3 separate regions of the Homo sapiens genome follow, and regions 2 and 3 are each linked to region 1. A link is a loop called in an ENCODE intact Hi-C map of the cell type or tissue named here. Cell type or tissue: ascending aorta. All regions are shown on one strand. Each heading gives the region's core, and the rest is flanking DNA. Links, peaks and the distances in the headings are about the cores only. Region 1 holds the start of CTXN1 (cortexin 1). Region 2 overlaps ADAMTS10 (ADAM metallopeptidase with thrombospondin type 1 motif 10). Region 3 holds the start of LOC100505555 (a long non-coding RNA gene).

The links. A loop is a pair of places that touch in the nucleus more often than their neighbours do. Peaks named below come from ENCODE experiments on the same cell type or tissue, not always from the same donor. Only the 100,000 strongest peaks of a DNase experiment are listed, where the experiment ranks them.
Region 2: it touches region 1 in a loop (3.0-fold over the local background); 2 of 110 quality-filtered maps call a loop at or near these places.
Region 3: it touches region 1 in a loop (5-fold over the local background); 2 of 110 quality-filtered maps call a loop at or near these places.

The regions. Positions count from the first base shown.
Region 1 is chr19:7,923,132-7,927,425 of GRCh38, reverse strand. It overlaps SNAPC2 (small nuclear RNA activating complex polypeptide 2), which reads right to left. Exons shown (of 5, transcript NM_003083.4): 5 at 4,176-4,294. CTXN1 (cortexin 1) reads left to right here and starts at 1,291. Exons shown (of 2, transcript NM_206833.4): 1 at 1,291-1,459; 2 at 1,868-2,935. The coding sequence starts at 1,888. The coding sequence ends at 2,136. TIMM44 (translocase of inner mitochondrial membrane 44) reads left to right here. Exons shown (of 13, transcript NM_006351.4): 13 at 120-708. The coding sequence ends at 239. LOC124904629 (a long non-coding RNA gene) reads right to left here and starts at 2,021. Exons shown (of 2, transcript XR_007067120.1): 1 at 1,590-2,021; 2 at 616-853. RefSeq lists an enhancer at 1-610 and silencers at 1,107-1,376, 1,907-1,996. In ascending aorta, for the core only: a CTCF peak has its summit at 2,044 (motif pointing right); DNase peaks (open chromatin) are centred at 1,235 and 2,065; H3K4me3 peaks cover 1,739 bases; H3K27me3 peaks cover 928 bases.
Region 2 is chr19:8,590,195-8,598,161 of GRCh38, reverse strand. ADAMTS10 (ADAM metallopeptidase with thrombospondin type 1 motif 10) reads left to right here. Exons shown (of 26, transcript NM_030957.4): 7 at 845-928; 8 at 1,030-1,175; 9 at 1,577-1,620; 10 at 1,750-1,855; 11 at 1,943-2,089; 12 at 2,259-2,400; 13 at 5,292-5,399; 14 at 6,059-6,204; 15 at 6,299-6,362. Among named protein-coding and RNA genes, the nearest start is that of ADAMTS10, 17 kb to the left of the region's middle. RefSeq lists an enhancer at 5,763-6,361. In ascending aorta, for the core only: a CTCF peak has its summit at 4,002 (motif pointing left); a DNase peak (open chromatin) is centred at 5,591; H3K4me3 peaks cover 1,749 bases; H3K27ac peaks cover 2,189 bases.
Region 3 is chr19:9,786,172-9,794,138 of GRCh38, reverse strand. LOC100505555 (a long non-coding RNA gene) reads left to right here and starts at 959. Exons shown (of 2, transcript NR_148545.1): 1 at 959-1,205; 2 at 6,329-6,733. It overlaps LOC124904635 (a long non-coding RNA gene), which reads right to left and starts at 1,077. Exons shown (of 3, transcript XR_007067134.1): 1 at 986-1,077; 2 at 491-747. RefSeq lists enhancers at 566-1,066, 1,067-1,567 and silencers at 1,451-1,600, 1,941-2,310. In ascending aorta, for the core only: a CTCF peak has its summit at 3,815 (motif pointing right); DNase peaks (open chromatin) are centred at 2,238 and 3,808; H3K4me3 peaks cover 713 bases; H3K27ac peaks cover 1,985 bases.

The DNA.
Region 1 (4,294 bases), core at 295-4,294:
TGCTCCCAGCCCCTGGGGAAGTTGCCGGTGGCTCCTGCCCCACAGAGCCTGGCCCCCCCCCAGAGCTGCCTGGGTCACCTCAACCCTCTCAACAGTGCCCTTCCCACCCCACCCTGCAGGACAAGGTGCTGCGGATGCTGTACGTGTGGGCGCTCTGCCGAGACCAGGACGAGCTCAACCCCTACGCGGCCTGGCGGCTCCTGGACATCTCGGCCTCCAGCACCGAGCAGATTCTCTGAGTGTGGTGCCGGAGCCAGGTAGCCCCGGCCTGGGTCATCAGGCACAGAGGCACCGCAACACCACCTGCGGCAACTCCAGACCTCTGGGAACAAGACTGCGGGCTCTGCCCCCAGCTCTGCCAGGACGGCTGCAAGACCAGCTGGCCCGGGAGGGGACAACGGGCTGTTGCGGGTGCGCGGCAGCTGGAGACACTCCCCCGCAGGGCCAACCCCTGCCCTGTTGCTCTGCCCTGCAGGGGTCCCGGCGCCTGGTCACCTGGGGTGCACACAGGTCACACAGTGCCAAGAGGCCCCAGGGCCCAGGGACTCCCCCCACAGCAGGGTGGGACCCGGGACCCGCGGCTCAGTGGCCCGCTAGCCACGTCAGCCAAGCCACTTTAGGTCCATTTTTTAATTTTAACAGTGCTCTTCCATCTTGTGCATAAGCCTGAGATTTGGAAAGAATAAAACACCGAATTGCAGAAGAGCAGCTACGGAGTCTGAAGTGTCTTCTCTGGCGCGGGAGTGGCCGAGGCGATGGTGGGGGTGGGAGCAGGCGGCTGCTGTGGGAGGCGGTCAAGGTCGAGTGAGGAACTGCAGCCGCAGTGGGTGGACGCCTTGCCCAGGGCTGGACCCTGAGTTGGAAGACGAGGCCAGTGACAGACAAAACTAGGGGGACTTACTCATCCCAGTGACCTGCCTGAGCTCTCTGAGAATTGAGGTCCCCAGGGCCGGGGGAGCTTGAGTGCCCATATGAGTGTTTTAGGGCCACTGAGGTCCCCCCACAAACAGGGAGTCTCGAGTGGGGTCTATCGCGGAGGAGAATGCAGGCACAGGGCAGGCTGGGGGGCCCGAAGTGCCAGGGGAGGTGGGAGTGGCAGCTGCCCACTCCCCGGCGAGGTCGTGGGTGCTCGCGGGTCCTCGGGGCTGGGGTTCCGTCCTCCCGCAGGCCCGGGCGGGGTCGCTGGCTCGCGCGCCGCTCCCTGCGCAGCCTCCGCCCCCTGCAGCCCCGCCCCCCGCGGCGGCCCCGCCCCCGTCGCCATAGGAACAGCCGCGGCGGCCCGGCTCGCGCGCTGCTTGCCTGCCTCGGTCTCCGCCGCTCCAGGGGCGGGTGGGGTGGGCTGAGCCGGAGCCCGGGCCGCCGCCGCCGCCGCCGGGGAGAGGCCGAACGCGCAGCCGGCGCGGGTCCCTGAGAGAGCGCGGCCGCCGGGCGGTCGGTCCCCGTCCGGGTCGAAGCCAGGGTGAGGGGCGCGCCGGGGCGGGGGCGGTGGGGGAGGGGGTCCCAGGCCGCCGAGAACAAAGGGAGCGGGGGCAGGGGCCGCGGGGACCGTCCCCACGCCGCGCGCCCGGGCCGCGGCCGCGCTTTCGCACCTGTTGTGTGCGGCCCAGGCCGGGCGCGGCTCCGTTTCCCGGCTCTCAGCGCCCCCACCTGCGCGCACGGCCAGAGTTGGGTCCCCGCGTGGTGGTGGCGGCGATCCGGCGGGCCGGGCATGGGCGTAGCCCGGGGACCGAGGCGCGGGCGGGGGATGGGGTCGGGCACGTTAAGGGAGGCGGCGGCGGCGGCGGCAGGAGGGGGCGAAGCGGAGGAGGCGCGGGAGGGAGGGCGCAGCCTCATCCCCGGCGCCCGGGGCGGGTCCCCTCCTCCGCAGGGCGCGCGGCGATGTGAGCCATGAGCGCGACGTGGACGCTGTCGCCGGAGCCCCTGCCGCCGTCGACGGGGCCCCCGGTGGGCGCGGGCCTGGACGCGGAGCAGCGCACGGTGTTCGCCTTCGTGCTCTGCCTGCTCGTGGTGCTGGTGCTGTTGATGGTGCGCTGCGTGCGCATCCTGCTCGACCCCTACAGCCGCATGCCCGCCTCGTCCTGGACCGACCACAAGGAGGCGCTCGAGCGCGGGCAGTTCGACTACGCGTTGGTGTGAGGGGCGCGGCGCCCCCTAGCCGGCCCTGCGCCGGGGTCTCAGAGGGCCGGCCCGGCGGGGGGCGCCGCGGGGCCAGGACTGCGCTCAGGATCCCGCCCCGGAGCCCCCAGCCCGGGGGAGAGGGGGAGGGAGTTGGGAGAAGCCCAGCCCCTCCCCCTCGAGACCCCTCCCATGTCCCTTCCTGGCCTGGCCGGAGCCCCACCTCGTGCCTTTATCCGCCCTGTCCCTTCCTCTCTGCGCATCTCACCCGCCCGGCTGGCCCCCACCCCCGACTCTGAATCCCGGGCGGGAGGAGGACCCCCGCACCGCCCCCTCCCCAGCGTGTAAGTGGCTCTGCTATTGTGCGTCCCTGGAAGTGGGGACCCCCTTGTCCCTCCTCCCTCCCCTGTTGTCTGGCCGTCGTCAACCCCACCTTGACTGAGTGTTGAGCCCGTCCTTGGGCTCTGGTCCCTGCGGGGCAGGCTCTCCCGGGCCCACGGGGCGGACGCTGCATACCAATTTGCCCTGCACCGCCTGTCCCGGAGACGGAGCCCGAAGGCCTGCCATGGCGGCTGTGTCGAGGATGCGTGGCGCCTGCCGTGGCGGGACAGCGTGGGCAGGCTCATTTCTGCCCCCAACCCGGGCCCCAGGACAGGTCAGCGCGCCCTGCCCCGGTGCCCACCGCTGCCCCCCATCCGCCCTCCTGCCACTTGCCCCTGACCCCCCTGCCGTGCCTCCCGCAGCCCTCCCATGCCGTTCCACTCCTCCCTGCCTCTGAGCCGAACATGATAATAAAAGCTATTATTGAGCGCTTACTGCATGCCAAGTAGCGTGCTGAGTTGGCACCTCCTGTTTATAGCCTGTCTCCTCTTCGGGATCGTGAGAATGAGCCAGGCCCTGTTAGCATCCCTATTCTACAGGCCAGGAGACCGAGGGCCAGGCAGCTCCAGTGACTGACTTGCCCACAGTCACATGGCTAGAGTCTGGTAGGGCTGGAAGTGGAACCCAGGTCTGGCTTTTGCATGTTTTTAAAGCTTCCCAGGGCTGCAAAGACACCAAGATCACAAGCACCTTTCACCGGCTTTGGGGGGGGGGGCTGATGTGTAACCCCCAGCTGCCTCCCCTCCACACACAATTCTGTTGATCTGGGGAGGCGCCGGGGGTGGTGAGAGAGACTCAGCCCTGTGGGGAACTGGGAGGCGCACCCTCTGCCAGCCCTGGAGGGAGGCTCCGACGACCGACCGTACCTGCAGCCTAAGCCTCCTCCCCCTGCCCACCACCATTGGCAGCGTTTGTGGGTCTGGTGCGGTGGGGCGGTGACCACGGACGGAGTGGGCTGGCTGTGCTCCAAGGCCCTCCCAAGAGATGTGCACCCCAGGGGAGCCGTGTGCAGTGTGTGGGGGGAGGAATGAGCGTTTCTATAAAAGGCAGGCTGGGTGAATGCACAGGCTCCGAGAACGGAGAATTTACCGACTTGGATTACTAGCTGGGCGTGGGACGCGGTGCCGTGGGAGGACATCTGCTTCCCTCTCTAGGACCCGACCCTCGGTCCACACCCACAGGGCAGGTGAAGCTGATGGAGGGGGCCTCAAGCGGGGTCCCAGCACCCCCAGGGGTTTGGGGTCAGCCCTGACTCCAGTACCCCTCCCTCCCCGCCTTCTAGGGATCCTTGAGGTCCCAAAGCCACCCCAGGGGACACTCCACTCCCACTAGCCTCCTGCCACTCGGGGCAGCCCACCCCTATCTATCTTCCTCTAACCGCCCAGCCTGGGGCTCAACTCCTTCCACCGGGTCACCCCCACTCTCTGCTGCCTTCTCCCCTCCACCTGTGCGATGTGATTTTGCCCTACTCTGAAACCCATCCCTGACGCCTGTCCCCAAGGTGCCCTGCCGGCTCTCCCCATCCACACTTGTCAGCTTCACAGTCACCAAGGGGCTCCTCACCCCAGGCCTCATCACACCAGTCAGGTGGCAGCTCTCCTCCCTGGCACACACCCCCAGCCCTGTGACCCCCAAGCTCTGACACTTCAGGGCCCCCACTTCCATCTTTAAGTCACAGGTGAAAGAGAAAGAGAATGATAACTTTATTCATGGTCACAGAATACCCCCGGGAAGGGGAAGGACCTGGCAGCAGGGAGTAACCACGACTGGTCAGTTGAAGAAGGTGAGGATGCTGGCC
Region 2 (7,967 bases), core at 2,412-6,411, 670 kb before region 1:
GTAAATTGGGGATGATAATAGCACCTGTTGATGAAAAGACTGATGCATGGCCAGGCATGGTGGCTCACACCTGTGATCCCAGCACTGTGCCAGGCCAGGACAGGAGGATCGCTTGAGGTCAGGAGTTCAAGACCAGCCTGGCCAACATGGTGAAACCCAGTCTCTACTAAACATACAAAAATTAGGCGGGCATGGCTGGGCACGGTGGCTCACGCCTGTAATCCCAGCTACTCGGGAGGCTGAGGCAGGAGAATCGCTTGAACCCAGGAGGCGGAGGTTGCAGTGAGCTGAGATCACACCATTGTACTCCACCCTAGACAAAAAGAGCAAAACTCTGTCTCAAAAAAAAAAAAATTAAGTGGGCATAGTGATGTGCGCCTATAGTCTCAGCTACTTGGGAGGCTGAAGCAGTAGAATCATTTGAACCTGGGAAGTGGAGGTTACAGTGAGCTGAGATTGCACCGCAGCACTGCAGCCTGGGCAACAGAGCGAGACTCCATCTCAAAAAACAACAACAACAAATAGTAACAACAGCAAATATTACCTATTCATGAAAAGACTGATACATGGCTGGGCATGGTGGCTCACACCTGTAATCCCAGCCCTATGGGAGGCCAGGCAGGAGGATCACTTGAGGTCAGGAGTTCAAGACCAGCCTGAGCAACATACCAAGACCCCCATCTTTAACAACAACAGCAACAAAAAACCCTAATAGCAGGTTTAGCCTAAGACCCGACACACAGTAGGTGCCTGATGAAAGCAAGCTGTTATCATTGTTTTTGCTTTTCATTTTCTACCCTGGGCTCCTCTTAAGACTCGGTCTCTCTTGTTTCTTGGAGGTCAGGTTGCCAAACTTTTCCAGGACTCGAGTCTGGGAAGCACCGTTAACATCCTCGTAACTCGCCTCATCCTGCTCACGGAGGACCAGGTGCGGGGGACTTCCTCCCCTTCCCCTTCCCCTTCATACCAGCATGTCCTGCCGTCCCCTGGGTGGTGGGTGCCCATGCATTTCCCTCTGTCCATCCCCAGCCCACTCTGGAGATCACCCACCATGCCGGGAAGTCCCTGGACAGCTTCTGTAAGTGGCAGAAATCCATCGTGAACCACAGCGGCCATGGCAATGCCATTCCAGAGAACGGTGTGGCTAACCATGACACAGCAGTGCTCATCACACGGTGAGGGGACAGGAGAGGTCTAGGACTGGGGCTGAGAAAACAGATGGTCCAGGGAACCATGAGAGTCCAAACAGAGATCACTTCTGCTAGGGTCAGGAGGAGCAGAGAAGTTTGGGCTGCCCATGAGGGAGCCAGGGATGGGGAGGGGCTGCTTGAGAATAATGGGTAAGGGAGGTTTGGGACCATTTGGGCACCGATGCCCTCATTCACTTATTCTCCCACTCATGCATGCATGCATGCATTCATTCATTCATGTGGTCAGTCACTCCTGTATGCAGCTTCAGGTGAGAGGCAGATGGCGCCTCCAAGGCAGGACTCAACCCCCAGAGCTGGGCATGGTGGCATCAGCAGGGCTTAGGGAGACAGCCCAGCCCCCTCACTGACCCTGTCTCCTTTTACAGCTATGACATCTGCATCTACAAGAACAAACCCTGCGGCACACTAGGTACCCGAGCCCCGTAGGTTTCAGGCGCCTATGAAGGCAGTGGGCTGGGGTGAGACCTGGCAGGTGGATGGGGCCAGCCAGCACCGTCCTGAGCCTCCCAGCCCCATCCCCACATGTCCGTCTTCCCAGGCCTGGCCCCGGTGGGCGGAATGTGTGAGCGCGAGAGAAGCTGCAGCGTCAATGAGGACATTGGCCTGGCCACAGCGTTCACCATTGCCCACGAGATCGGGCACACGTGAGGCCAGGGCACACAAGAGGGGGAGGAGGGGAGGAGCTGGGCGGGTCCCTCAGCGCCCGGCAGAGCCGACACCCCTTTCCCCAGATTCGGCATGAACCATGACGGCGTGGGAAACAGCTGTGGGGCCCGTGGTCAGGACCCAGCCAAGCTCATGGCTGCCCACATTACCATGAAGACCAACCCATTCGTGTGGTCATCCTGCAGCCGTGACTACATCACCAGCTTTCTAGAGTGAGGATGCACCTGGGTGTCCCTCAGAGCGGGTCACACTCATGGTGGGGCAGGGTACACGGGAGACGATAGAAATCAGGGATGCTCCCTGGGACCCCCATCCAGCTGAGGCTCCTGAGCTCTTGATTTGCAGCCACCTAGCATGACAGTTGCTTTTCTCTCGAGGCAGCTCGGGCCTGGGGCTCTGCCTGAACAACCGGCCCCCCAGACAGGACTTTGTGTACCCGACAGTGGCACCGGGCCAAGCCTACGATGCAGATGAGCAATGCCGCTTTCAGCATGGAGTCAAATCGCGTCAGTGTAAATACGGGGTAGAGAGAGTCTTCCTGCTTTCCTTCCTGGGAGGGGAGGGGGCCGCTGGGGCTGGGGGAGGGAACTCCACCAGGGCACCCACCTGGGAAGTGAGGGGGTGGGAGAACCGGGAAGGGGGGTGAGGTGAGCCCCCATGGTGACCTGGGAGGACAGAGGTGCATGGAGTGTGCAAAATGTCCTAAGCAATCAGACAGTGCTTGGGAACAAAAATGGGATCACCTGCTTCTCCAGACCCCTGATTTGAGGGCTGGGCTGGGGGGCCAGCTTCTGTCTGGCACATCACACCCCCTGTGGGCTACAGCAGGATCAAAGTCTCAAGACCTCTCACGGGGCAGTTTTTAACTAAACATCCAGTCCTGACGGAAATAATTTCCCTGGGGATGAGCCATCTTTCCTACTTGGCAAAGAACTAGACAGAACCTTCCAGGGACTCCCTGTCTGGAGGAGCTCTGAGCCTCCTGACCTCTCCCCACCCTTTCCTGAGGTTTAGATTCCCAAAGCCCCATTCGTGCATAGAGAAGGGCATTGGGGGGCAGGAGGTTCCACTCCCAGCTCCCCCCAGGAAGCTGAAGACCTGCTGGCTTCCTGCTTCAGCCACCAAGGTTCAGCCAGGATCTGCTCCTCCTCTGCCCACCTGCCTCGATTCCCTAAATGCACCCCTAAGCTCCTCACAGTCTCAGCCCTAGGGGCCCAGGTTCAGCCCCAGTTCTTCACACTATCACAACTCAAACGATCAGAGTTTTTGTGATGCCATGTTAATGCAAAGCAGAGGGCAAGCAGCTGCCAAATTGCCCTCCCTTCATTCCACTGCAAGACAGAGACAAACCCTGGAACAATTTCTATTTCACTGACATTCCACCCTTGACACCCCCCAACATCCTAACTTAGCTGGTAACTGCAGCACCCTCTAAGGAATTCCTAAAGAATTCTGAAGCTACTCCTCAACATCTGCTGTGACCCAGGTATCCTAACAATGATCATGGTGTCTGACATTTACTGAGCTCTCACTATGGGCTAAGCATGTGCTGTGTGTCACCATCTAAACTCCTGACAATCCTGCTAGCCCCCACGTTACAGAGGAAGGGACTGAGCCATAGCATAGGGAGGATGACTTGTCCAAGGCCACAGTTTGAGACCATGACAGAGCTGGGATTTAAATCCAGGTCTCTCATGACTCTCTAAATTTTACAAAGGGGCAGGGGAGGGGAGGAGCTGTCAAAATATCAAGCTTGGGCTGGCACTGGCTATATGTTGAATTGAGCCTTCCTTTTAGTTTTTGAAGGAACATCTTTCAGGCCATCTTGGCAAAGGGGGATTTATTTACTAAATGTGAACTGGTTAATATATGTAAAGGGTTCAGCCTGGTGCCTGGTCCAGAGATAGTGGTGGTCATTGTTACCCCATAATGGCATTGGTGCAAGTCCTTTCTTATCTATCCTGTCACGTGCCTCATAGCCATTTATATAGGCAAGACAGGCATTAGGCTGCCCATCTTGTAGATGAGTAAACTGAGGCCCAGAGAGGGGAAATATATTGCAAGTTGGTAGCAGAATTGAGGTCTCTGCACAACTCAAATATGCCACAGTGCCTCCTTGTGGAGAGGAGGACAAAAGCAGAGCTGAAATCATTATCTTGAAGAGGTGTCAGAAGTGGGATTGCGACAGGACTGATGTGATATTTTTAGATATGGCCAAGAGGACACAGTCTGAGTTTTTAGCTGAGAAATGTCCTCTATAAGGCAGAAGGCAGAGATTCTAGAGGACCTTTGAGGGAGAATGTATTTGAGAACAACTCTTCCAGCTTCTTACATATGTACAGGTATCTCTCAGGGGCTGACCTAGGAAGGGTCCTTTCCTGTGGCCATTGATCGATCCAGTCCCACATCTGGAAAGCTTACAAGAATTGGGTTCAAAGCGGGGATTACACTTGATAATTACAGAAGGACCACCTACTTCTTAGAGGAAAGACGCTGGGAGGTTGCTTAGGATGTGGGCCAAGAGGGTCAGAGAGGACCACCTACTTTTTAGAGGAAAGACGCTGGGAGGTTGCTTAGGATGTGGGCCAAGAGGGTCAGAGATTTTGCTTCACCTGAACTCACTGGGGCTTCTCCAGGGATATTAACCTGGACTTTAAGAGTCAGAGTGAGTCCCTGGGACTAGTTCAGCCCATCCAGGATTCAGACGGGAAGAAGGTGGGGCTGATTTTTCACCTGGAGAAAGAGAGGCATGTCCCACACAGACCTAACTCGGCATTGTCCCCTCCCAAACTCCCACCCCTCCACATAGCTTAAAAGTGTTGGGGGCTTCTCCAGTTTAGATGGGGGAACAAAGAGAACCAACAGCTGGAAAAAACTAGAGATGAGGCCGTTGGCCTAGTCATCATCCAGGCCGATTTCTCAGAACCACCACTTTCTCTTCGGCTACTTTGCCCATCCCATAAAAGAACCCCAAATCCTTCCTGTTCATTCCTCAGCAGTTCCCACGTTTCCTTCCAGAAACTCAGAAGGCACCAGGAACTGAATTGCAAAGTTCGTTAGAGCACAGACTCTGAATTAAAGAGCTGGGTTAAACTCCAGGCTATTCCCTTAGTAGCTGTGTGACCTTACCTGTCTGAAGCTTGGTTTTCTCCCAGTAAGATGGGGTAGTACTGCCTAAAGAGGTATATGGCATGTATAAAGTGCTCCATAAATGGAGCTTATTGGGAGAGTATAAGTCACAGGCCATGCCCCGCAAGGGGATGCACGAAGACCCACCGCGAGCCAGGAAGGGAGCACCGGGCTCTCTGCTCTGGGACCGGCAGTGAGCCGGACATCTGGGTCCTCCCAAGCCGGGCGGGCTGCCCCAGGGAGGAAGGGAGGGGGGCGAGCCTGAGCGGGCACCTCGGCCCGCAGGAGGTCTGCAGCGAGCTGTGGTGTCTGAGCAAGAGCAACCGGTGCATCACCAACAGCATCCCGGCCGCCGAGGGCACGCTGTGCCAGACGCACACCATCGACAAGGGGGTGAGCGCCGGCCAGGGCCCCCAACTGGGCCACGCCCCCTGAGCCACCTCCCGCGTTGGCCACGCCTACCCGCCTGTCCTTCGGCCTATTATCTGCTCCCTCCCACATTGGCCACGCCCGCCATTTGTGCTCCCTCGGCTGTGGCCACGCCTACTGCTTGCTCCTTCCCGCGTTGGCCACGCCCACCGTCTATGCGTCCCTTGGTTCTGGCCACGCCTACTGTTTAACTCCCTCCCGCGTTGGCCACGCCCACCGTGTAATGATTCCCACGGCTCTGGCCACGCCTACTGTTTGCTCTCTCCCTCATTGGCCACGCCCATCCCCTGTGCTGCCCTCGGCTCTGGCCACGCCTACTGCCTGTAGACCTCCCCTCCCCAGCCTGAAGCCACGCCCCACCTCGTCTCCACGCTTATCGTGGTCCTGTCTACACCCCTCCCCGTTAAGCACCCTGTGCTCAGGCCACGCCTCTCGCTTGTACCTGGTCTGTCTCCCAGACCACTCTCCTACGTAACCTGACTCTGTTCGCATGTTCAGACCCCGCCTCTGCCCATCCCGGAGAGGCTGATATCTCTGGCTGGGGCCTGGAGTGGGGAACGGTGCATGGGGCCGACGAGTGTCCTCCGGGCTGGACTCACTCCTTCCTGTCTCCCCCCACCCAGTGGTGCTACAAACGGGTCTGTGTCCCCTTTGGGTCGCGCCCAGAGGGTGTGGACGGAGCCTGGGGGCCGTGGACTCCATGGGGCGACTGCAGCCGGACCTGTGGCGGCGGCGTGTCCTCTTCTAGCCGTCACTGCGACAGCCCCAGGTCAGCCCTCAGGACCCCCACCCGGGAGGGCAGCGCGACCCCTGCCCCCATCGCCCACTGCCTCATCCCTCTCCTATCCCACCACCCTTTCCAGGCCAACCATCGGGGGCAAGTACTGTCTGGGTGAGAGAAGGCGGCACCGCTCCTGCAACACGGATGTGAGTTCCCCCAAACCCCTTGAGGGGTGGGGGGAGGAAGCATTAAAAACAGCTATCAGAGGCCGGGCACCGTGGCTCACGCCTGTAATCCCAACACTTTGGGAGGCCAAGGCAGGCGGATCACGAGGTCAGGAGATCGAGACCATCCTGGCTAACATAGTGAAACCCCGTCTCTACTAAAAATACAAAAATTAGCTGGGCGTGGTGGCAGGCGCCTGTAATCCCAGCTACTCGGGAGGCTGAGGCAGGAGAATCGCTTGAACCCGGGAGGCGGAGGCTGCAGTGAGCCGAGATCGCACCACTGCACTCCAGCCTGGGTGACAGAGCGAAACTCCATCTCAAAAAAAAAAAAAAAAACAAAAACGCTATCAGAGTGCTTCATCCAGGCACCTGCTGCCTCCTGGGGAACCTGCAGCCGCCACCCCTCTCTTCCCTCCTCTCCCTGACCCCCACCACCTTCTCGTCCCCAACCCCTCCTCCTTAAAGACCTGGCTCCTTCCAGCTCTCTTTTCCTCCTACATTTAGACTACAAGCCCCCACCTTGAAATCACTGCTTGGCCCTCACAACCCCCTACCATCCAGTCTCTCCCCTCCCTTTACAGCCCAACTTCCCCTGAAGAGTCCTACCCCTGCCTTCTGTCATCCCCCAAAGTTGTAGCTGAAGCTTCCTCTCACCAAACCCAGTGACAGGTGTCTGTCCTCTGCTTGTGCCCTCAGCTGACCTGCAACCATCAGTGAGCAGTGAGAAGTTTACTGGGGAGGGGGTGTTTTAGAGGGCAGTGAGAGCTTTGGACTTTTCAGCCTCCCAGCTGGGGGGAACCAGGTCTTCAGAGAATCCACATGCTAGCACTTTCTATAAACCCTGATCCCTTCCAGACCTTCTCTCTCAAGAAAGACTCCATGTGGCCAGGTGCAGTGGCTCACACCTATAATCCCAGCACTTTGGGAGGCTGAGGCAGGCAGATCACCTGAGGTCAGGAGTTCGAGACCATCCTGGCCAACATGGCAAAACCCCATCTCTACTAAAAATACAAAAATTAGGCCGGATGAGGTGGCTCATGCCTGCAATCCCAGCACTTTGGGAGGCCGAGGCGGGTCAATCACCTGAGGTCAGGAGTTCGAGACCAGCCTGGCTAACATGGTGAAACCCCGTCTCTACTAAAAATACAAAAAATTAGCCAGGCGTGGTGGCACGCGCCTGTAGTCCCAGCTACTTGGGAGGCTGAGGCAGGAGAATCACTTGAATCCAGGAAGCGGAGGTTGCAGTGAGCCGAGATTGTGTCACTGCACTCCAACTAGGGCAACGAGAGCGAAACTCTGTCTAAAAATAAATAAATAAATAAATAAATAATGCAAAAATTAGCCAGGCATAGTGGCATGCACCTGTAATCCCAGCTACTCGGGAGGCTGAGGCAGAAGAATTGCTTGAACCCAGGAGATGGAGGTTGCAATGAGCTAAGATCATGCACTGTACCCCAGCCTGGGCGACAGAGTGAGATTCTGTCTCAAAAAAGAAAAAAAATGCAAGCAAGCAAGAAAGATTCCATAGCCTGGAACCAGAAACCCAGGTGTGTCCTGCCCAGCTCACCCTCAGACCTCTAATGA
Region 3 (7,967 bases), core at 2,188-6,187, 1.9 Mb before region 1:
AAATAATGGCAGAAAAGAAATGTAGATAATGTTTCTTCCAATTTCTTTTTCAGACAGGGCCTTCCTCTGTCGCCCCAGCTGGAGTGCAATGTTGCCATCTCAGCTCACTACAACCTCTGCCTCCGGGCTCAAGTGATCCTCCTGTGTCAGTCTCCGAAGTAGCTGGGACTATAGACATGCATCACCATGCCTGGCTAATTTTTGTATTTTTTAAAATTGAGACAGGGTTTTGCCATCTTGCCCAGGCTGGTCTCAAACTCCTGAACTCAAAGCGATCTTCCTTCCAAAGTGTTAGGATCTCAGGCGTGAGCCGCGCGTGGCCGTAACTACAATGCTTGATAGAATTCGTGAGAGTGGGCATCGTTGCTGTACTCCTGAGCTTAGAACAGTTTTCAGTATTTCACTACAATGTTAGCTGTAGATTTTTTTACATGCTCTTTATCAGTTTGTTGAGAGATGTTGAGAATGGGCCCGGTGCGGTGGTTCATACCTGCAATCTCAGCTCTTTGGGACGCCAAAGAGGGAAGATCGCTTGAGCTCAGGAGTTCGCGACCAGCCTGGGCAATATAGTGTGACCTCCCATCTCCACGAAAAATTTAAAAATTAGCCTGCTGTGGTGTCACGAGCCTGTAGTTCCAGCTACTGTTGAATTTGAGGGAAGATCGCTTGAGCCCAGGGATTGGAGGTTTCCGTGAGCCGTGATCGAGCCACTGCACTCCAGCCTGTGCGACAGAGGAAGACCCTGACCTATAAAAACGCAAACAAAGTAGTGAAGAGAGATGTATCAGTTATCTACTGCCGTATAACAAACCACCAGGAAACAGCGCATCCTCGTACAAGCCGCATGAATGCAGAGGAAAGCGAGCAGAGGCATTTCGAGGTCCCGCCCAACAGACTCCCTCCATCGTGGTCCCGCCCCCACCCCAAGCCGCCGCCGGGTTCTGCCCCCACGGTGCCCAGTGAAGCCGGAGGGACGGGGTCCAACCGTTGTCGGCTGCGCGGAAACTGGGACTTCTCCCCAGGGTCGTGGAGGACGCGGCCGCCGACCCTCCCACCGCCTCACGCCTCGGAGACCGGGTCCAGAGCCCTCAGCCGCTTCCGAGCCCCGAGAGGGGAATCAGAAGTGCGCGTGATCAGAGCGGCACCCCCTTCCCAGGAACCGCAGCTGAACCAACGGTTTCCCCTGCACCAGCCTTTGCGACCAGGTGGGGCTTCAGGTGCGGCTTCGCCACGTGGAGGCAGGAAGACCCGGGCAGGGACTCGGTGAGGGGGAGACGGGGGTGGGGTCTTGGTGACCGAGAGACGGGGGCGGAGACTTGGTGAGGGGAGACGGAGGCGGGGACTCGGTGAGAGGATTGACGGGGGCGGGGACTCGGTGAGGGAGAGACAGGGGCGGGAATCGGTGAGGGGAGACGGAGGCGGGGAATCGGTGAGGGGAGAGACGGGGGCGGGGACTCGGTGACGGGGAGACGGGGGCGGGAATCGGTGAGGGGACGACGGGGGCGGGGACTCGGTGAGGGAAGAGAAGAGGGCGGGACTCGGTGAGGGGGAGACGGGGGCGGGGACTTGGTGAGCGGACGACGGGGGCGGGGACTCGGTGAGGGGAGAGAAGAGGGACTAGGTGAGGGGGAGACAGGGACTCGATGACAGACAGGGCAGGGTCTCGGTGAGGGGAACCGGGGGCCGGGGACTTCGTAAGGGAGAGACAGGGGTGGGGATTAGGTGATGGGGAGACTGGGACGAGAACTCGGTGAGGGAGAGACGGGGGGCGGGGACTCGGTGAGGGGCTGTCAGAGGCGGGACCTCAGTGAGGGGAGAGAAGAGGGCGGGATCTCAGTGAAGGGAGAGAAGAGGGCGGGGACTCGATGAGGGGGAGACGGGGCCGGGGACTCGATGACGGGAAGGGTAGGGGACTCGATGAAGGAGAGACGGTGGCGGGGACTCGATGAGGGAGAGGCGGGGGCGGGGTCTCGGTGAGGGGAGAGACAGGGATGGGAACTCGGTGAGGGGGAGGCGGGGGCGGGGACTCGGTGAGGGAGAGGCGGGGGTGGAGACTTGATGAAGGATAGACGGGGCGGGTACTCGATGAGGGGGAGTCGGGGGCGGGGTCTCCGTGAGGGGAGAGACGAGGGCGGGGTCTCAGTAAGGGAGAGGCAGGGATGGGGACTCAGTGAGGGGGAGGCGGGGGCGGGGACTCGGTGAGGGCGAGGCGGGGCGGAGACTCGATGACGGAGGACGGGGGCGGAGACTCGATGAGGGCGAGACGGGGGCGGGGTCTCAGTGGGGGAGAGACAGGGATGGGGACTCGGTGAGGGCGAGGCGGGGGCGGGGACTTGGTGAGGGCGAGATGGGGGAGCGGTCTCGGTGACGGGGAGACGGGGTAAGGTCTCTGTGAGCGTAGATGGGGCTGGTGTCTCAGTGAAGGCGCAATGGGGGCGGGGATTCAGTGAAGGCGGAGACCGAGGTGGAGTCTCCCTGAGTGTGGAGATGAAGGTAGAGACTCCGTGTAGGATAGGAGGACCGGGACTCAGTGATGCGGGAGTCTGTGGGCGGAGGATTACCCAGGTGCCCAGGCAAGAGACTGAAGGCACAAACTGTTTCAGTATAATAAAGAAAACAGTTAGAATAAGAATAGTTATAAATTAGATATAGAGATGATCATGGACATTATCAATCATTAGTATGAACATTATTAATCATTAGCTTTTAATATTACTCTTTGTTGTATTACTAACATAACCAAGGAATAACGGGCGGGTGTAGGATCAGGTGCTGAAGGGACATTGTGAGAAGTGACCAAGAAAGCAAGAGGTGAGCCCTCTGTCAGGCCCGCATAAGGGCCGCTTGAGGGCTCCTTGGTCAAGCGGTAATGCCAGTGCCTGGGAAGGCACCCGTTACTTAGCAGACCATGAAAGGGAGTCTCCCTTTCCTTGGAGGAGTCAGGGAACACTCTGCTCCACCAGCTTCTTGTGGGAGGTTGGATATTATCCAGGCCTGCCCGCAGCCATCCGGAGGCATAAACCCCTCCCTGTGGTGCTGTGCTTCAGTGGTCACTTTTCTTGTCCACTTTCATATTCCTCCGGTACTCCTGGTTCCTCTTTGAATTTCTTAGAAGATAGTGGTAGAAGAAATAGTGAAAGTCTTAAAGTCTTTTATCTTTCTGATAAGTGCGTAAAAGAAAACACTGGGCCGGGCGCAGTGGCTCATGCCTGTAATCCCAGCACTTTGGGAGGCCGAGGCGGGTGGATCACGAGGTCAGGACTTCAAGACCAGCCTGGCCAAGAAGGTGAAACCCCATCTCCACTAAAAATACAAAAAATTAGCTGGGTGCAGTGGCAGGCGCCTGTAATCCCAGCTACTTGGGAGGCTGAGGCAGGAGAATCGCTTGAACTCGGAGGGCGGAGGTTGCAGTGAGCTGAGATCGGGCCATTGCACTACAGCCTGGTGACAGAGTGAGACTCTGTCTCGGGGGAAAAAAAAAAAAAAAAAAAGAAAATGCTGATGTATGCTGTCTTCCCTCTCTTCTTCAGCTACCTATAAGGGAAGGGCCCCCTGTCCTATGATCACGTGACTTGCTTGACCTTATCAATCACTTGGATGACTCACCCTCCTTACCCTGCCCCCTTGTCTTATATACAATAAATATCAGTGCATCCGCCATTTGGGGCCACTACTGGTCTCTGCGTCTTGGTGGCAGTGGTCCTCAGGGCCCAGCTGTCTTCTCTTTATCTCTTTGTCTTGTGTCTTTATTTCTTATGATCTCTCATCTCCACACATGGGGAGAACACCCGCAAAGCCCTGTAGGGCTGGACTCTACCAGGAGATGGAGCCCGGGACTCAGTTGTGGGGAAAAGAAAGAGAGATCAGATTGTTACTATGTCTATGTAGAAAAGGAAGACATAAATTCCACTTTGATCTGTATTAAGAAACATTGTTTTGCTTTGAGATGCTGTGAGTCTTAACTTTAGCCCCAACCCTGTGCTCACAGAAACATGTGCTGTATTGAATCAAAGTTTAATGGACTTAGGGCTGTGCAGGATGCCTTGTTAACAGTATGTTTGCAGGCAGTATGCTTGGTAAAAGTCATCGCCATTCTCCATTCTCGATTAACCAGGGACACAATGCACTGCGGAAAGCCGCAGGGACCTCTGCCCAAGAAAGCTCTGAGATGGCCTGAGATATGGCCTCATGGGAAAGGAAAGACCTTACCATCCCCCAGCCTGACACCCCTAAAGGGTCTGTGCTGAGGAGGAGTAGTGAAAGAGGGAGGCCTCTTTGCAGTTGAGATAAGAGGAAGGCTTCTCTCTCCTGCTCCTTCCTGGGAATGGAATGTCTCCGTGTAAACTGACCATTCCCATTCGTTCAATTCTGAGATAGGAGAAAACTGCCCTGTGACTAGAGGCGGGATATGCTGGCAGCAATACTGCTCTGTTACTCTTTGCTACACTGAGATGTTTGTGTAAAGTGAAACTTAAATCAGGCCTACGTGCACATCCAGGCACAGTACCTTTCCTTGAACTTATTCGTGATACAGATTCCTTTGCTCACATGTTTCCCTGCTGACCTTCTCCCCACCTGTTGCCCTGCTACACTCCCCTCACTAAGATAGTAAAAATAATGATCAGTAAATACCGAGGAAACTCAGAGACAGCCAGCGGTGCAGGTCCCCTGGGCCCACTGTTCTTTCTCCATACTTTGTCTCTGTGTCTTATTTCTTTTCTCAGCCTCTCATCCCACCTGACGAGAAATACCCAGAGGTGTGGAGGGGGAGGCCCCCTTCACTCGGTGAGGGGACAGACAGAGGTTAGATCTCGGTGAGGGGTGGGCAGAGCAGAGTCATCGAGGGGACAGACGGAGGCAGGGTCTTGGTGATGGAGAGATGGGGGCGGGTTCTCAGAGAAGGATGAGCGCGGGTTCTCGATGAGGTGAGAGACGGGGGCGGGGTCTCAGTGAGGGAGAGATGAGGGCCAGATATTGTGAGGCTGCATATTGCAATGATGCATATTTCCCAGTCTCACTGACTTCTTATGTTTAGGTCAGTATATGAAAAAATCTACATGGGCCTGGACTTTATTTTTTTCTTTCCTTTTTTTTTTTTCAGACGGAGTCTTTTTTCTTATTCTTAAAAAAACAAAAATTCTTAGCTGGGTGCGGTGGCTCATGCCTGTAATACCAGCACTTTGGGAGGCCGAGGTGGGCGGATCACCTGAGGGTGGGAGTTCAAGACTAGCCTGGCCAACATGGAGAAACCCCGTCTCTACTGAAAATACAAAATTAGCCAAGTGTGGTGACACATGTCAGTAATCCCAGCTTCTCGGGCGGCTGAGGAAGGAAAATCGCTTGAACATGGGAGGCGGAGGTTGCAGTGAGCCAAGATCACACCATTGCTCTCCAGCCTGGGCAAGAAGAGTGAAACTCTGTCTCAAAAAAAAAAAAAAATCTTAAAAAAAAATCACCATTATCGAGCTGGATGCAGTGGCTCACTCCTGTAATCCCAGCACTTTGTGAGGCCGAGGCGGGCGGATCGCTTGAGCTCAGAAGTTCCAGACTAGCCTGGGCAACATGGTGAAACCCCGTCTCTACCAAAAATACAAAAATTAGCCGGGCATGGTGGTGTGCAACTGTAGTTCCAGCTACTTGGGGGGCTGAGGTGGGAGGATCCTCTGAGCCCAGGAAGTCGAAGCTGCATTGAGCCATGATCACGTCACTGCACTCCAGCTTGGGTGACAAAGCTAGATCTTGTGTCAAAAACAAAACAAAACAAAGCACCATTATGTCATCATTTTTTATCCAAAAACATAAATTTTGAAGGCCTGGCACAGTGACTCATACCTGTACTCCCAGCACTGGGAGGCTGCAGCAGGACGATAACTTGAGCCCAGGAGTTTGAGGCTGTAGTGAGTTGTGATCGCACCACTGCACTCCAGCCTGGGTGACAGAGTGAGACACTGTCTCAAAAAAACAAACAAAAAACAAACTGATGGTCAGGCGAGGTGGCTCACACCTGTAATCCCAGCGCTCTGGGAGGCTGAGGCCGACGGATCATGAGGTCAGGAGATGGAGAACATGCTGGCCAACATGGTAAAACCTGGTCTCTACTAAAAATACAAAAAATTATCTGGTCGTGGTGGCACGCGCCTGTAGTCCCAGCTATTTGGGAGGCTGAGGCAGGAGAATTGCTTGAACCTGGGAGTCGGTTGCAGTGAGCCGAGATCGCGCCACTGCACTCCAGCCTGGCGACAGAGCAAGACTCTGTCTCAAAAACAAAAAACAAAAAACAAAAACAAAAACAAAAACCTGATTTACTTCTTTTCCCAATTCATTTCAGACCAGAAGACCATGTAGCACCAAAAAGATAGCTGCAAAGCGGAATAAAGTTGGGGAAAACAATCTGCTGGCCGGAAGAGAGTAAGATGCAGGAGGATGATTGCCGGTTCTCCGCAGCACGAGTCAGGGAGGCCATGAGATGGAAGAGCCACCCCACAATGGGAAGAACCTGGAGACAAGGTTCTCCTTGTCTATGCCCAAGAGAAGCCACCCTTCAGGAGAGAGTTTCTGAGTTTCATGAACTTGGGGAACATTCTAAACCTATTCAAAATATGCTTACTCACAGAGAGGTCTCACAAGTAGGCACGTCGTCCATAAATGAGACTCGCATGTTGAATATTTACACAGAATTCAGTTTTTGTTTAGATGACTATCAGAATAAAATATCTGTGTATGAAAAGCCTTATGAATGTCATGACTATAATGGAACCTATGGCAAAGCATTCATCGTACTCAATTTGAAGGAATTCAGACAAGGCAGAAGCAGTCTAGGTGCTCTGAAAATGGCAGCAATTTTTTTTTTTTTTTTGCGACAGAGTCTCGCGTCTTGCTCTGTCACCCAGGCTGGGTTGCAGTGGCATGATCTCGGCTCCTGCAATCTTCTCCTCCCGGGTTCAGGCGATTCTCCCACATCAGCCTCCCAAGTAGCTGGGATTACAGGCATATACCACCACGCCCGGCTAATCTTTGCATTTTTAGTAGAGATGAGTTTTCACCATGTTGGCCATGCTGGTCTCAAACTCCTGACCACAACTGATCCGCCCACTTCGGCCTCCAAATGTGCTGGGATTATAGGCATGAGCCACCACACCCAACCTAAATGGCAGCAGCTTCTAATGTAGCAATGCACTTGCTTGCTTGTCAAGACAGACTTTCCATGGGGGAGAATCCCTATGAGTGCAATAAGAGTGACAAAGTCTTCAGTTGATTAGTTATCCCTTAATTGACAGGCATCGACTCAACGTGGTGAGAAGCCACATGTACATAATCCATGTGGAAAAACCAGGCCTGGAGCGGTGGCTCACGTCTGTAATCCCAACACTTTGAAGACTGATTACAAACTGGGAGGTTGAGGTAGGAGAATCCCTTGAGCCCAGGAGTTCAAGACCAACCTGGGCAATATAGTGCAACCGCTATCTCCACAAAAAATTAGCCTGCTGTGGTGTCACGAGCCTGTAGTCCCACCTACTAGAGGAATTGAGGCCGGAGGGTCACTTTAGCCCAGGGGTTGGAGGCTGCAGTGGTGAGGGTCTCGGTGAGGGGGACATGGGGGCGGGCACCCGGTGAGGGACAGACGGGGGCGGGAGCCATGATTGCGCCACTCACTCCAGCCTGGGCAACAGAGGGAGATCCTGACCTTAAAAAAACCCTCTTCACTATTATTTTTGGTATAAAATAAAAAATTATTTAAAAATTGTATTAGGAAATAAAAATATTAGTGAAAAGGGATGTATCAGTTATCTACTGCTGTATAACAAACCACCTGGAAACAGCGCATACTCGTACATGGCGGCATAAGCGCAGAGGAAAGCGAGCAGAGGCATTTCGAGGTCCAGCCCAACCGACTCCCTCCATCATGGTCCAGCCCCCCATACGTCCTCCCGCCGGGTTCCGCCCCCACGGTCCCCAGTGAAGCCGGA